Regions from separate parts of the Homo sapiens genome. Here region 2 is linked to region 1. A link is an interaction called in ENCODE POLR2A ChIA-PET data of the cell type or tissue named here. Cell type or tissue: PC-9. All regions are shown on one strand. Links, peaks and the distances in the headings refer to the core of each region. The heading gives the core; the rest is flanking DNA.

Region 1 (7,547 bases), core at 1,160-6,159:
TTCTCCCTGTACCGGAAGGAAAATATCACTCTTATCATCATCAAGGACAAGAAGTTGAGGCCAAGGAAAATCTGTACCAACAAACCATGTTAGACTAATCCTTATCCTCCCAGCCACTTCTCTGTCCAATGAACCACCCTAGCTCAAGCTCCTTTGCCTTGTCACATTTTCACAATTTACTTTGCGTTGTCTACTTCAGTATCTCTGTGTTTATCTCTAACTGCCTCCTTGAGTCTCCATTCCTTTTTGAAGGCTCCCATGCCATGTAAAACTTGCATTAAATAAATGTGCATGCTTTTCTTCCACTGCTATAGCTTATGTCAATTTAAGTATCAGGCTCAGCCAAAAAACCCTAAAAGGGTAGAGATAAAAATTTTGCTTCCTCTATAAAGGGAATTTCAGCCAGAAGGATGCATGGAGAGACCATATCTGTGAAGGAAGCCAATCTGCCTGCAGGACCCAATGTGCACGGGCTCAGAAAATTCACTTCCCGCATTATCTTTTCTTTGCAAATTAATTGGCAATGTGCCTCAACAATACAAAAGAGTAAAGCAAGGAAAAGACACGAGGATCCAGGAAACAGTGGTTTCAAATGAGGTAAGTAATTAAGGGAAGTCCCTGGGTGATAGCTGTGTAGCAGATCAAGGCAGCAAGCAACAAAGGCCTTAGGAGGAAGTTATCTTGAGGAAAAAAGAGAGTTGAGTATTTTTCAAAATCTTACACTAACTTTGAGATTTTGTAATAATAGAAAGATACCAACAATACACAAATAAAAAGAAAGATAGGAGAACAAGTAGAAAGCCACCTTATTAGGATAATTTGACTGCAAGCAGCAGGAAAACCAAACCCAAAACGCTTAAAAATAAGACATTTACTATCTGACATAACAAGAGCTTCATAGGCAGGGAAGCTTCAGTTGACTGGTTAATTCAGTATCTGATTCTTCAAGTGCATAGGTTCTTTACATTTCTCTTTTGTTTTTTCTTTTTCTTTTTCTTTTGACAGTCCAGAGATCTTTTATCTTTTTAACACCTATGATGCCATGAATTCATGGGGAATAGGTTCCAGCAGCTCAGGCTGCTTCCCATTGGTTCTCACACAGTGTGCTTCTCTGGGTGGAGCAGGCTGGGGCTTCAGTTGAACCCAGGTGCCTTTCTCTTTGGCTTCTTTATTTTTCTGACCATTTTCCTTCACGCGTCTCAGGAAGCTATCTCAGCTCTTAGAGTGCTTAATATGCTCAATACGCACATTAATTCTTTTGGCAAGAATCTTGCCCTTGTTTGTTTATGCAATGCCAACAGCATGCTGGGGAACATTGTAGACTCTTCCAGTTTTGCCAAGGTAACACTTGTGGGGCATTCCTTTTTGGACAGTACCCATTCCCTTGATGTCTACAATGTCACCTTTCTTATAGATTTGCATATACGTGGCCAAAGGAACAACTCCATGTTTTCTAAAAGGCCCAGAGAACATATATCGGGTGCCTCTCCTCTTTCCTTTTGTGTTTGTCATTTTGACAAATTACTGGAAGATGGCGATTCCGGCCAAAAGGCTACATCTTTCTTTCTGCCATCTTCACTCATCCAAAGGCAGGCTCCCCTCACGGTGACAAGATGTACATGCTCTTTTAGGGTTCATATCCAACATGGCAGAATCCCAAGAAAAATACTCTATCTCCCTTAGAGAAAGGAAAACTTTCCAGAAGCCCCTAGTAGGCATTTTCTCCCATCTCATTGGCTAAAATTGTATCCTGTGCACATCTGAACAACTACTGGAAAAGAAAATGGAACCACTGCAGCAGGGATTGTTAATTGCCCCTCAATATCCATCTCCCCCTCCTTCCTTTCTATGATAGAACTTCTCTGAATTGTATCTCCACACGTAATCACCAAGCTAGAAGCAACTTTTCCCATCCTCCCTTGCACCTAGGTGTGGTCATGTTACTACGTTCTGGCCAATAGGATATGAGTGGAAATGATGTGGGCAATTTGTAAATTTTTCTTTAAAAGAAGTTGTGTGCTCTCCACTGGCTCAATTCCTCCATTCTGGCTAATATGAAGATTTGGTGGTAGTAGGTCAGCTTCAAACATGAAGATGAGGGCAGCTCCCAAGGAGATGACAGAGCCATGGGTAGAAGGAGCCTGGGGACCCAGGACATTTTCTTGATGCTCAGCCTCTCTATCCTCTTACACTGTAGGCTAGCTAGGAATTCTATCTGACAGAGAGGTCCACTCTATTTATTTTGGTGACTATTAAAGTAGTGGCAGGGGCCAGGCGTGGGCTCATGCCTGTAATCTCAGCACTTTGGGAGGCTGAAGCAGGCAGATCACTTGAGGTCAGGAGTTTGAGACCAGCCTGGTCAACATGGTGAAACCCCATCTCTACTAAAAATACAAAAATTAGCCAGGTGTGGTGACAGGCGCCTGTAATCCCAGCTCTCAAGAAGCTGAGACATGAGAATCGCTTGAACCTGAGAGATAAAGGTTGCAGTGAGCCAAGATTGTGCCATTGCACTCCATCTTAGGTGACACAGTGAGACTCTGTCTCATAAATAAACAAATAAATAAATAAAGTAGTGGCGGGTGCTGTGGCTTATGTCTGTAATCCCATCAATTTGGGAGGCCAAGGCGGGTGGATCACCTGAGGTCGGGAGTTCGAGACCAGCCTGGCCAACATGGTGAAATCCTGTCTCTACTAAAAATACAAAAATTAGCCAGGTATGGTGGCAGGCACCTGTAATCCCAGCTACTTGGGAGGCTGAGGCATGAGAATTGCTTGAATCCAGGAGGCGGAGGTTGCAGTGAGCCAAGATTGCGCCACTGCACTCCAACCTAGGCAACAGAGTGAAACTCTGTCTCAAAAAACAAAACGAAACAAAACAAAACAACAAAAAAACCCAGAAACTTCCTAAAGTAGCCAAAGCAATATCCCGATTACTGCAGTGGCCATGCTTCCCTTAGACCAATGGTTCTCAAAGTATGATTACCATACTGAGAGCACCAGCATCACCCAGGAACTTGTTGGAAATGTACATTCTTGGGTCTTGCCCCAGACCTACTGAATTGGAATGTCTGTGAATGGATCCCAGCAACCTGTTTTTTGTTTTGTTTGTTTTGTTTGAAACAAAGTGAGACCCTGTCTCAAAATAAATAAATAAAAGAAAAGAAAAAAGAAACTTAAAAAGAGAAGAGATGTAAGAAAATGGGAAGAGATAAAGTCAATAGGCGACATCATGAGAAATGAAGGTGCTAATTTAAAATCATAAATGCAAGGAAAGAGGAATTCAAAATAAGAACATAATTCTATTATTAGAAGGGGCTGGGTAAATGTGCATTAAATCTTCATTTTGCATAAAAAGAAAGTCAATAGATAGTTCCCGAAAATACTATATTAAGGCCAAACAAGGTGGTGCATGCCTCTAATCCCAAGGCTGTGGGAGGTTTGAGGCCTGGAGGCAACATAATGAGACCACCATTTCTACCAAAAAAAAAATTAATGAATTAATTATTTTGAGATGGAGTCTTACTCTGTCGCCCAGGCTGGAGTGTAGTGGCACAGTATCAGCTCACGGCAACCTCCCCCTCCCGGGTTCAAGCAATTCTACTGCCTCAGCCTCCCAGGTAGCTGGGATTACAGGCATGCGTCACCAGGCCTGGCTAATTTTTTTGTATTTTTTTCAGTAGAGATGGGGTTTCACCATGTTGGCCAAGTTGGTCTCGAACTCCTGACCTCAGGTTATCCGCCCACCTCAGCCTCCCAAAGTGCTGGGATTACAGGCGTGAGCCACCGGGCCCAGCCAAAAAAATTATTATTATTTTTTAAATTAACCAGGCGTGATGATGGACGCTTGTAACCTCTCATCAGGCTTAGGTGGGAAGATGGATTGAGCTCAAGAATCTCAAAGTCACAGTGAGCTCTGATTGTGCACTCTAGCCTGCGTGACAGAATAAGATCCTGTCTCTAAAAACAAAACAAAACAAACAAAGCTATAAAATACTGTATCAAGAAACAACTGCCAGGCACGGTGACTCATGCCTGTAATCCCAGCATTCTGGGAGGCCAAAGCAGGTGGATCACTCGAGCTCAGGAGTTTGAGACCAGCCTGGGCAACATGATGAAACCTGATCTCTACAAAAAAATACAAAAATTAGCCGGGCATGGAGGCATGCAGCTGTAGTCCCAGCTACTCAGGAGGCTGAGGTGGGAAGATTGTTTGAGCCAGGGAGGCCGAGGCTGCAGTGAGCCAAGATGGTGCCACTTCACTCCAGCCTGGGTGATAGAGCAAGACCCTGTCTCACAAAAACCAAAACCAAAGCAAAATAATACCTGCGTTAGCATATTGTTTAAGGATATGAGGCAATCACCATAAGAATAAAAACAGAGACGATTCAACTAGTTAAAAAGAATTTTCCCTTTGGGATGGGGACTGTGAGAGGAGAGCTATTGATTTTCATTATAAATCCTTCTGTACTATTTAATTTTTTTTTAACCTAGGGCATATATGCTTATAATGAACCATTGAAAAATTATGCTTTCAGAGGGGCTATACACAAGGTGGGACAGAGTCCTCCCGCTCTGAGAGTCTCTTTGTGAAGGTCTGCTTTGTCCAGGAGGGGGTCACCAGAATGTTTGCAGAGCCTCCGCCAGCCCTGTCTCATGAGGCAGCTTTACAAATGGTCGGATGGGACAGGGTCTCTGACAAAAGGCCCTCTCCTCATTGGCATAATCCTTTAGACAGCTGTACCGGGTGAATGGGAACCGCTCAGAGCAGTCTGTTGGCAGGCTTGCTGCTGTCACCTCTTGTAGAATTTCCTCTCGACCACCCTGCTCTCTCGTTCAGATGTCCAACACACAGCCTTAATGGGTAATGGATGTTTTCACCTGGAGAATCCTCCTCATTAGCCTCTCAGTTCTGACCAGGAGGCTGAATGTTCACAACATGGAAAGTCATAATATTTCAACAATCATTGGCCCCAAAGCACTTGTTCAAACAGTAATAGTAGTTAGTATGTTGTAAGAAGATCAGTTAAACCATGTCTATGTCTTTACATTTAGCTGGTATGTTTCCTCCTACCATACTGTCCTGTTTGTGATTTACTCTGTACCCAAAAGCTGATGTCAGACTCTCTGCTTTCAACACCAAGTAATTATGGGTGGAAATGGGGGAGGTTGAAGTGGTTTGGGAGTGGAGTGACATGTAAGGTAATAGCTTTCAGATCATTTCCGGTGGCGCTTTGGTGTGCTACAAAGATACTTTCATTGAAATGTCCCAGGGATTGGTCCGGACCCTGGATCTTACCTCACTTGAATCAGAGTAGCTCATTTTTTTTTTTTTTTTTTTTTTGAGACAGAGGCTCACTCTGTTGCCCAGGCTGGAGTGCAGTGGCACGATCTCGGCTCCCTGCAACCTCCACCTCCTAGGTTCAAGCAACTCTCATGTGTCAGCCTCCTGAGTAGCTGGGATTACAGGTGTCCGCCACCATGCCCAGCTAATTTTGTTTTTTTTCTGTATTTTTAGTAGAGATGGGGTTTTGCCATGTTGGCCAGTCTGGTCTGGAACTCCTGACCTCAAGTGATCTGCCCACCTCGGCCTCCCAAATTGCTGGGATTACAGGTGTGAGCCTCCGTGCCTGGCCAGCCCACTTAATCTTAAATGCAGTCTTTCACTTCATACAACACACAGGAGATAGGATGCAGCAAGTTAGAAAAATTACTCATACCACCTCCCAGATGTGCAAAGAATTTAGAGTGCATTTTCCCTATGCGTGCTCATTTAGAAGCACATCTGCTCCTCTTCACCTCCCAGGTAGCAGGGGAAAGGCTAGATTTAATCTTGTTACAATATTTCCATTTCTTCTCATTGATACAGGCTTGTTTCAGTGTAAACATTTGGTCCATTTGAAGTTCAACTTCCCACTAGTGCTAATGAAAATCTTTACCTGGTTGAGTAAATGTTTTCAGGTAAAATACTCTATCTCTCAAATTTAGTCTCCTCTTCCTCTTCCTTGACCTGGTAGAAAGGGCAGGACTTACTATATCCTTGTGATGCCTGTAGGATAAAAGGGTTCCTGAGTGGTATGTTGTCTCAGGCCTCCTCTGGTCTCAGAGGCAATGCCCCATGCCTGCCTGATTACTGTTTGCTCTGCTGCTGTTGGGGGGTGAAATTTGCTGCTGGGATCATTCGTGGCTTGGTCAGTGCCCAGTGGGCTGTCTTCAGTAAAGTCACTCCCTCTGAGCCTATGCCACAACCCCCACCAAAACTCTCCCCCGTTGGAGCCACACAAGCTCCTGCTGTCAAGCCCTCTCGCTCTTGCCCTCTGGGGACCCAAAAGGCCCCTGGTCCTCAAGTCAGCCACCTCTGTGTCTTCCTCCATCCAAAAGACCTGCAGGAGCTTCTGAGCCTGGTGACACTTGCTGGGGACCAAGACCATCCTACTCCGCCCCAGCCACGCTGCATGACCTCATCTCAGCCCAAAAACAGACATTGGGAACATCTGACCATCCATCCCGTTCCCCCGCTCTTTTTGGCTACCTGCAGTGACCCCAGCAGCAGGGGCGGGAGTTGCCTGCCCTCTTCCAGCCTGGAAGAGCATCTGTCCTACGCTCCTCCTTCCGGGAGTGACTCCCGCCCGCATCTCGGGGTGGGAAGGGTTCAGGAAACACAGACCAGCTTATCTTAAGGAAGCCTGGTCGGGAATCTTTCAAAAACACATCTGTTACAAGGGGGAAAGACACCTCCAGGACAACAGTGATTTGCCTCAGCGGGGCAAAGGCCAGGCCTGACGGAAGAGCCCAGCCTTCGCCGAGGGCCGCAGGGAGCCAGAGACTCGAGCCTGCGGTTCCAGCCCCGCCGCGGTTCCGGCCCCGCCGCGATCCCGAGGCCTGCGCATGCTCGGTGCTGCGCGGGGCTCCCTCCTTACCGCAGGAGCTCCTCATCGAGAAACCCAGGTAAGTCCTGCCCCTTCTACCAGGTCAAGGAAGAGGAAGAGGAGACTAAATTTGAGAGATAGAGTATTTTACCTGAAAACATTTACTCAACCAGGTAAAGATTTTCATTATTTTCATTAGCACTAGTGGGAAGCTGAACTTCAAATGGACCACATGTTTACACTGAAACAAGCCTGTATCAATGAGAAGAAATGGAAATATTGTAACAAGATTAAATCTAGCCTTTCCCCTGCTACCTGGGAGGTGAAGAGGAGCAGGTGCGCTTCTAAACGAGCACGCATAGGGAAAATGCACTCTAAATTCTTTGCACATCTGGGAGGTGGTATGAGTAATTTTTCTAACTTGCTGCATCCTATCTCCTGTGTGTTGTATGAAGTGAAAGACTGCATTTAAGATTAAGTGGGCCCCCAGGACCTGGCACAGGCTGTGGTTCCTTATATCGAGTGGCATGACTGCATTCCGGCCTTTGCCGTTGACTCATTCTTTGCCCTTGTCAAGTTTCCTAGCCTGAGTCGGTTTTTCCCCTTCTCGTTAGAGCTGATGATAAAACAGACTTACCTAGCCAGGGCAACACAGGGAGACCCTGTCTCTACAAAAAA
Region 2 (7,547 bases), core at 848-5,847, 150 kb before region 1:
CCGGATCACCAGCAGATTCGTGACCCTGTCTTAGGATTGGGTTGGGGTTCGTGTGTGTGTGTGTGTGTATAAAAACACTGATCTTGATTATGGAAGCAGTATTATTCCTTCTGACATTCCAATGGACTATCATATACTTTCCAGACTCTTTAATAGGCCCTATTCATTAAGAAAACTTTCCCCCCAAATAGTTTCACTCTCATGAGTGCAAACAGTAAACTGTATGAATGATAATCTTTGTTACCAAAATGTTTACTGTCATTAATAGTTGATATGTATTGTAATGTAATTAAAATTATGACCCCTTTTAAAAATTTAGGGAAGAATCCAACTGATGAGTATCTAGATGCCATGATGAATGAGGCTCCAGGCCCCATCAATTTCACCATGTTCCTCACCATGTTTGGTGAGAAGTTAAATGGCACAGATCCTGAAGATGTCATCAGAAATGCCTTTGCTTGCTTTGATGAAGAAGCAACTGGTAAGTGAGAGGTAACCTTTAATTATAAAGTGATTTAATTTTTAGTTATGGTAACTAAAATATACAGTAACTTAAAATATGATAACGCTCTCAGGTTTGTACTACACCTATTTTTTTAGACAGAGTTCTCTTGGCATGTTTGTCACTCACTTTGCTGCTTCTGCCCTAAGTAGTAGTTTACAATGAATAGGTTGTATTTGAAACCTCATTGGGAAGCTTATATTACCCCTTTCCTACCATGTTAACTCCACAAGGGTTAGGCTCTCAGAAAATATGTATTGAATAAAAAACTTTTACCAGAATAATCTTGATGAAGTATAAATTGTTATAGGCCATGCACCACTACAATCCTGTATATGTTTACCAGGTATCTGTCAGCTCTCAAATTGTTTAAATCTGACATCTAACCTTTATTTTAAAATACACCCAGTAGAACTTAGGGTCTGGAATTAGACTATCTGGCTTCAAATTCCTCTTCCACATAATAGCTGTATAATTTGGGGCAAGTTGCTTAACTTTCTCTAAGCCTCTGTTTTCTTATTTGTAAAATGAGCAGTATTACCTACCTCATAGGGTTGTTGTGAGAATTAAGTGAAGAAGTGAGATGTACATGAAGTACTTAGCATACTGTGTGGCACAGAGTTAACTCTCAAAAAAACAAAATGTTATCTATATAGGGGCCTGATCCTTTGGCAGAAGTGTATGTAAGAGAAAACATAATGAGGGAATATTTTCCGTGATTCCCAGCTCAACATGGCGTAGCCAAGTGTGTTTAGTGAAGGAAGGCACAATCTTTGGTTGCCTCCATTAGTGGGACGAGTTTAAATACTGGGTGGTTGCCAGGGCCTGCTGATGGAAGCATGGTCTGTGGCTTTCAAGGCTCCCCACATGTGCATGCCAGTTATTTGGGAAATCTTAAAAATACCAATACCAGAAAATAAATCGGGTGACATCAGATTCTTGTAGGCAGGCAGGTTTTATGAGAACCCTGGTATCAAATTCCCAAAGTAAAGAGCACACACCTTTCAGCTTACCACTGCACATCCCCACTGCCCAGCACAGTGCCTGCCACATAGTTAGTGCTCAAATATTTATTCCATGTTTTTGCATGTGCTGGGACTGGCCATATTTATTACAATAATTGGATTTGTAAACAGTAAAAATCTCATTTTACATCTGAGAAAACCAAAGTCAGGGATGAAGTGAAATGCCTGAAATAAAATAGCTTCTTAAAACTGGGCCTCAAGCTTCCGGTATTCTTTCCACTGTACCACTTTATTGATGTGTATGATGTAGTGTTGATTTTAGCCTGGCAGGTAAATGTTACTTGTTTGTAGAATAAGATGTGACCATTCATGCCACTTGAAGGAACCGTAAGGCTTAGATTCTTTAACCATACTTTTTATTACTTTGTTTAGGCATAGGTTTAGTCTCTCTTATCAAGAGATCAGAAGCTGAATGTGGAGGCAGAATGATAGAGCAAATGATAGAGCGGAGCAGTGCTGCTAAGCAGCTAGGCATTTTTCTAGGCACTTCTCTGCTGAGGCTGTTTTAAGTAGGTGGACACCCTGTAGTTCATATATTTGCATGTTTATAGTTTGTAACATACAGAACATGCTTAGTCAAGTATAGATATTCTTTGTAATTAACCCTCAGAATAGTATGTATTCTGATCCCTTGTTCTTTATTCTCCAGGCACCATACAGGAAGATTACTTGAGAGAGCTGCTGACAACCATGGGGGATCGGTTTACAGATGAGGAAGTGGATGAGCTGTACAGAGAAGCACCTATTGATAAAAAGGGGAATTTCAATTACATCGAGTTCACACGCATCCTGAAACATGGAGCCAAAGACAAAGATGACTGAAATAACTTCAAATTCCAGCCAAACGTTCCTTGTTGCCACTTTGGGTATTCTGAGATTTTCTCTTGCATGCCCTTAGCTTTACAGCTTTTGCATTTCCTGTTGTATTTATTCTCAGCCATTTTGGGCATATGTATCTTTATAATCAGACTGGAAACGGGACTTTCTATTAATATCATTTTCAGAATAAAAAATAGGATAATTTAACCTACCAGCCCTTCTCCCCCAATAACTGTGGTCTATACAGAGTCAATATATTTTTTCAGAGAAAGTTATTCGCTCGATTTTTTCTGAATCATAATTAAACTTTATGATAAAATACTTACTTGTTTAAACTTCTTATTTACCAAACTTGGCTTTTGTTGGTTTCAGTCGTATCTCCCAAAGAAAGGTAGATGAGGGAAATCCTAGAAAATGATATGGTTGTTAGCTTTCTCTTCCTCCAGTTTTCCTAACAATCCTATCTCCTCTACTATCCATTCCTCCTCCTCCTCCCAAGGATATCCAATTTTAACTGCCCTAATCAGGTTTTCTGCACTTTGTCTTCCAATTTTTAAAATAATTTCCTGTAGAATTTGCATATATGATAGTTTCCATAGCTTTAAGTCCTTAAGTTGACATACCTGCCAACATTTCCACTTTATTTAAACTTTTGTAATTTCTGGTCATTTAAAATTAGACCAGGTTACTGAGTATAATTTCAATTTGTCATATTTTTAAAAACCATTTTGGCTTAAAGGTTCTGTGGAATGCTACCAAAGAGAGATTTTTATGTTATGTTTTAAAGTGCTGGAAATATAATGCAGTATTTTTTTTATTATATGTAGTTTTTCTTTAACACAGCAATGTGTATTGAAAGATATTTGTTTATGCAGAGATTCACCATGAGTCCATGTTTGAGTTTTGGACATTCCTGACCTTCCCACAATCAAAACAGCTGAACCTGCATGCCTGGGAAAGTGAGGTCATTATTTCAGTCCTAAAAATAACTTCTACTATTTGCAGAAATGCAGAACTGTTTCACAGTTAATCAGGGAGTGGCAGACAGTTTCGTTCTTTTTCAGCTTTAAAAATCTGACTCTCAAAGGGCTTCAAGATTCTCTTTTTTTTCCAGACAGGGTCTCTCGCTCTATCACCCAGGCTGGAGTGCAATGGCACGATCACAGCTCACTGCAGCCTTGACCTCCTGGGCTCAAGTGATCCACAGCCACCTGAGTAGTTGGGACTACAGGCAGGCACCACCATGCCTGGCTAATTTCTTAATTTGTTGTAGAGACAAGGTCTCATTATGTTGCCTAGGCTGGTCTAAAACTCCTGTACTCAAGTGATCTTCCCACCTCTGCCTCCTAAAGTGCTGGGATTACAGGTGTGAGCAACCATGCCCAGCCCAAAACTCTGACTCTCAAAGAGCATGAGTTTTAAAAGATTTGAAATGGAGAAAAATTTGGTTGAAAAGATTTGACAATTAGCCTATGAAGATGAGTAATTGACAATTACTATAATAACTTTAAGTTTTATGCTACGATTAACATGACTCTCCTTGGACAAAACCATTACCTCATTCAGTAAACAATTACTAAAAGCCTTCTGGGCAGCAGGCCTTTGCAGCCAATAAGATAGATCAGCTAGATCCTGTAACGTGGGAAGGCCAGTGCTATAGGAATAGAAGGACTAGTCAAAGCTAGTCCTTGACCTCTTCAGCATTAGAATCTTAGAACCTGCCTTCATTCTTTGTCTTTTGTTTCTGAATTTTATTCACTGGTTAAGCCAAAATACTTTTTCCAGGCTATGGCCATGGTGCTAAAATCTTGTTTTTTGAATTGAATTTCCATGTCAAGAGAAAAAATTATCATATGCTTTGTTACATCTCTAGTGAAGAACAGATAGCATTGTTTGCACTATATGAAAAACAAGGTACTACTAAAAGGATCTCTTGCAGGGCCCCTGTTTCCCTTTCAGATAAGTGCTTAATGAACCAACTTGCATTAAGAACAATGATGTACCCTGAATGAAATAATTCTCCTAATTTAGTAATAGCATTCTTTGCTTAAACAAGAGTGATTGCCAACAGAAAGGTAAAAGCATCCATTTCAATGGTGTGTTTGACTGAAAAATCAGTCTCAAAAGTTTCCATGATGAAAGTCATACTTAAACCATTTCAAAAGATCTGGCTAGGCACGTTGGCGCACATCTGTAATCCCAGCACTTTGGAAGGTCGAAGTAGGAAGACTGCTTGAAGCCAGAAGATTGACATCAGCCTGGGCAACAAAGCAAAACCCCATCTCTACATAAAAATTAAAAATTAGCCGGACATGGTGGTGGGTGCCTATAGTCCCAGCTACTCTGGAAGCTAAGGTGGAAGGATTGCTTGAGCCCAGGAGTTTGAGGCTGGAGTGAGCTGACTGTGCCACTGTACTCCAGCCTGGGGTGACAGCGAGACCCTGTCTTGAAAAAGAAAACAAAAATCGGACAAAACCAGCCTAATGGGGGTGGCATCCTTATCCACCTGCATATGATGATATGGTCATTTTGATTCCAGGCCCCAAATTTTACTTGATGAAAGAATCTATAACTTGATGAGAGCAGGAATTGAATGCTCCTGGGAAAGAAAGGAGGAAGGCCTGAGCATAAGAGACAAGTAACAGCAAATTGAGAAGGAAAGGAAACCATTTGCTACAAAGTGAAAAGAGGAAGGACAGCAAGAGGCTTAACACCTAGACTTGAGGATCAGATAAAAAATGATCAGAGTTTGGAGAGGTAAATAGAGCCACAAAAACAGTCTTACGGAAACCTAGTTAATTTCAAGAGTAAGGAGGTTGGCAGTGTCCAACACAGAAAAGTGGAGTATGGGAAGGTTTAAATGAGACCCTCCCAGATGTGACAAGTCGTTAGTCATGTTTGCTAGAGTTATTAGAGTTCTGAGTGCAGAATCCATAATGCAGCACAGGATAGTGAATAATGCCTAGGTGTGGGGTCAGGCAGACCTACACTTAATTCCCGTTTGTTGCTACGTCATGGCTCTATAACCTTAAGTCAGTTATTTAAACTTCCTTGGCCTATTTATTCATTTATAAAACGGAAATAATACTGTTGGTTCATATTAGGAACATAATATATAAAGCAGCATTTGTGTGATTAAGAGCAGCACGGATTTGGAGCCATACTTAAGTGAATTGCACCTGCCTATTTGACTTTGTGTTCTTAATTGCCAGTTTCCTCATCTGTAAAATGGCCAATACCATCCAAGTTTCTTCTGAAAATTAGAAGCATGAAAGACAAATGGTCTGGGACACATTAGGTCTCCAAATAGTAGTTATTTTGTTTACGAGTGGGCCAGTGAGAAGGGGCAAAGGGCATATCTTCAAATTCAAGCCTGTTTATAGGCAGAGTAGAAGACAACAAACTAGGGGGGAACAATTAGTGAAACAAAATGGATCATGTCTAAGAGCTAGGATGTGACAGAACCTAGACCACGTAGGATTGCCCTTAGAAAAGTGGATGGATTTCAAGGTAGAATTTCATTAACAGGTTGTTAGGAAGATTTTATAAGACTATGCATACAAATGCCTGTCAGTTTGGTACTAGTGGATTCTGAAATAGTTCACTTTCGATTTCCTGAGCAGGTCCAATATGCCAGACTTGTGTGTGTCGAATTAGGTCCTCTTCACGGGTACAGTTTATTTTTTCTGTCCATAAAGGGATTGTAGTAGCTAATCCCACATTGAAGAAATGCCCAGTTTTCCCATTGCTGCTTATTCGAGTCATTTCCACTTGCTCTTCCATCTTCCAAGTCCCTATATCTTTTTAGTCTAGATTTCTCTGTGTCTGCTCAAATAGCAGGAAATGTGACTTTTCTCCAGTATTTATCCACACACATTTTAGAGTTGTAATGAGTTTACAACTTGTTTTTTCGTTTACTACTTAAATTATATCTCATGTTTTGGCATAGCCACCATTGTTTTGAGTATATTTCTTTTTCAACCATTCTTAACTTCAGTTATCTTTGATGTGGGCATGCTATAATTAACAATTTCCCAATGATAGATATTTAGCTATCCAGCTATTTTTATTAGTGAATAAATTTTTATTCATGATTAAACAAAGCCTATTATAGGCTTTTCTTTTGCATCTAGAGAGAACAATATACCTTAGAATTATTTCTTCAGAATAGTGCTGTCAAATAGAAGCTTCTGTAATTAAGGAAATGCTCTCTGTGCCATACAATAAGGACACTAACCACATGTGGCTATTGAGCACTTAAAATGTGTCTAATACTAGCCAGGCGCGGTGGCTCACGCCTGTAATCCCAGCACTTTTGGAGGCCCAGGTGGGCGGATCATGAGGACAAGAGATTGAGACCATCCTGGCCAACATGGTGAAACCCCGTCTCTACTAAAAATACAAAAATTAGCTGGGCGTCGTGGCACAGGCCTGTAGTCCCTGCTACTCGGGAGGCTAAGGCAGAAGAATCACATGAACCCGGGAGGCAGAGGTTGCAGTGAGCCGAGATCAAACCACTGCACTCCAGCCTGGGCGACGGAGCAAGACTCCGTCTCAAGAAAAAAAAAAGTGTCTAATACTGCCAGACGCACTGGTGCGGTGTCTCTCACCTGTAGTCCCAACTACTTGGGAGGCTCAAGTGAGAGGATCGCTTGAGGCCAGGAGTTCCAGGTTGTAGTGCATTATGATCACGCCTGTGAATAGCCAGTGCATTCCAGGTTAGGCAACATAGGGTGACCCCATCTCTAAAAATAAAACGTATCAAATACAACTGAGGAACTAAATTTAAGTTTAGCTGCATGTGGTTAGTGACGATTGTATTGGACAGCACAATTCTAGAAACTTTTTTTTTTTTAATTTAGACTATCGAACCAAAACCTAAGAGTAAATATTGTAGAACCAGGTGTGACTTTTCAGCAATTGCTTTTCTAACACTATTGAGAAAATACACACAGTTATGAACCGCGTTTAGAGCTGTGCTGCTGGGATGGCGACCACCCCATCAGCATCATGTGTGCTTACCAGAAATTCGAATTATCCTCCACCCCTTACTCACTGAATCCTGATACCCGGTTTTGAGGCTCAAAAATGTTTTTAAAAGCCCTGTTATTATGCGTGCTACTGTTTAAGAACTGCTACAGAGTGCTGAACACAAGGTCCCTCTCTTCTAGGAATTTCTGATCAAAGATTTCTAGAATATA

The links. ChIA-PET counts read pairs that join two places held together with the same protein. Peaks named below come from ENCODE experiments on the same cell type or tissue, not always from the same donor. Only the 100,000 strongest peaks of a DNase experiment are listed, where the experiment ranks them.
Region 2: POLR2A ChIA-PET joins it to region 1 with 5 read pairs; 1 of 35 experiments calls an interaction of 5 or more read pairs at or near these places.

The regions. Positions count from the first base shown.
Region 1 is chr18:3,405,307-3,412,853 of GRCh38, forward strand. It overlaps the pseudogene RPL21P127 and a transcript of TGIF1 not described here. Among named protein-coding and RNA genes, the nearest start is that of TGIF1, 41 kb to the right of the region's middle. In PC-9, for the core only: no CTCF peak of the experiment used is centred there; DNase peaks (open chromatin) are centred at 4,005 and 6,145; H3K4me3 peaks cover 270 bases; H3K27ac peaks cover 3,384 bases.
Region 2 is chr18:3,253,570-3,261,116 of GRCh38, forward strand. MYL12A (myosin light chain 12A) reads left to right here. Exons shown (of 4, transcript NM_006471.4): 3 at 320-481; 4 at 2,177-2,667. The coding sequence ends at 2,349. It overlaps MYL12-AS1 (MYL12A and MYL12B antisense RNA 1), which reads right to left. Exons shown (of 4, transcript NR_130145.1): 3 at 2,673-2,753; 4 at 1,867-2,269. Among named protein-coding and RNA genes, the nearest start is that of MYL12B, 4.8 kb to the right of the region's middle. In PC-9, for the core only: no CTCF peak of the experiment used is centred there; a DNase peak (open chromatin) is centred at 3,302; H3K27ac peaks cover 1,949 bases.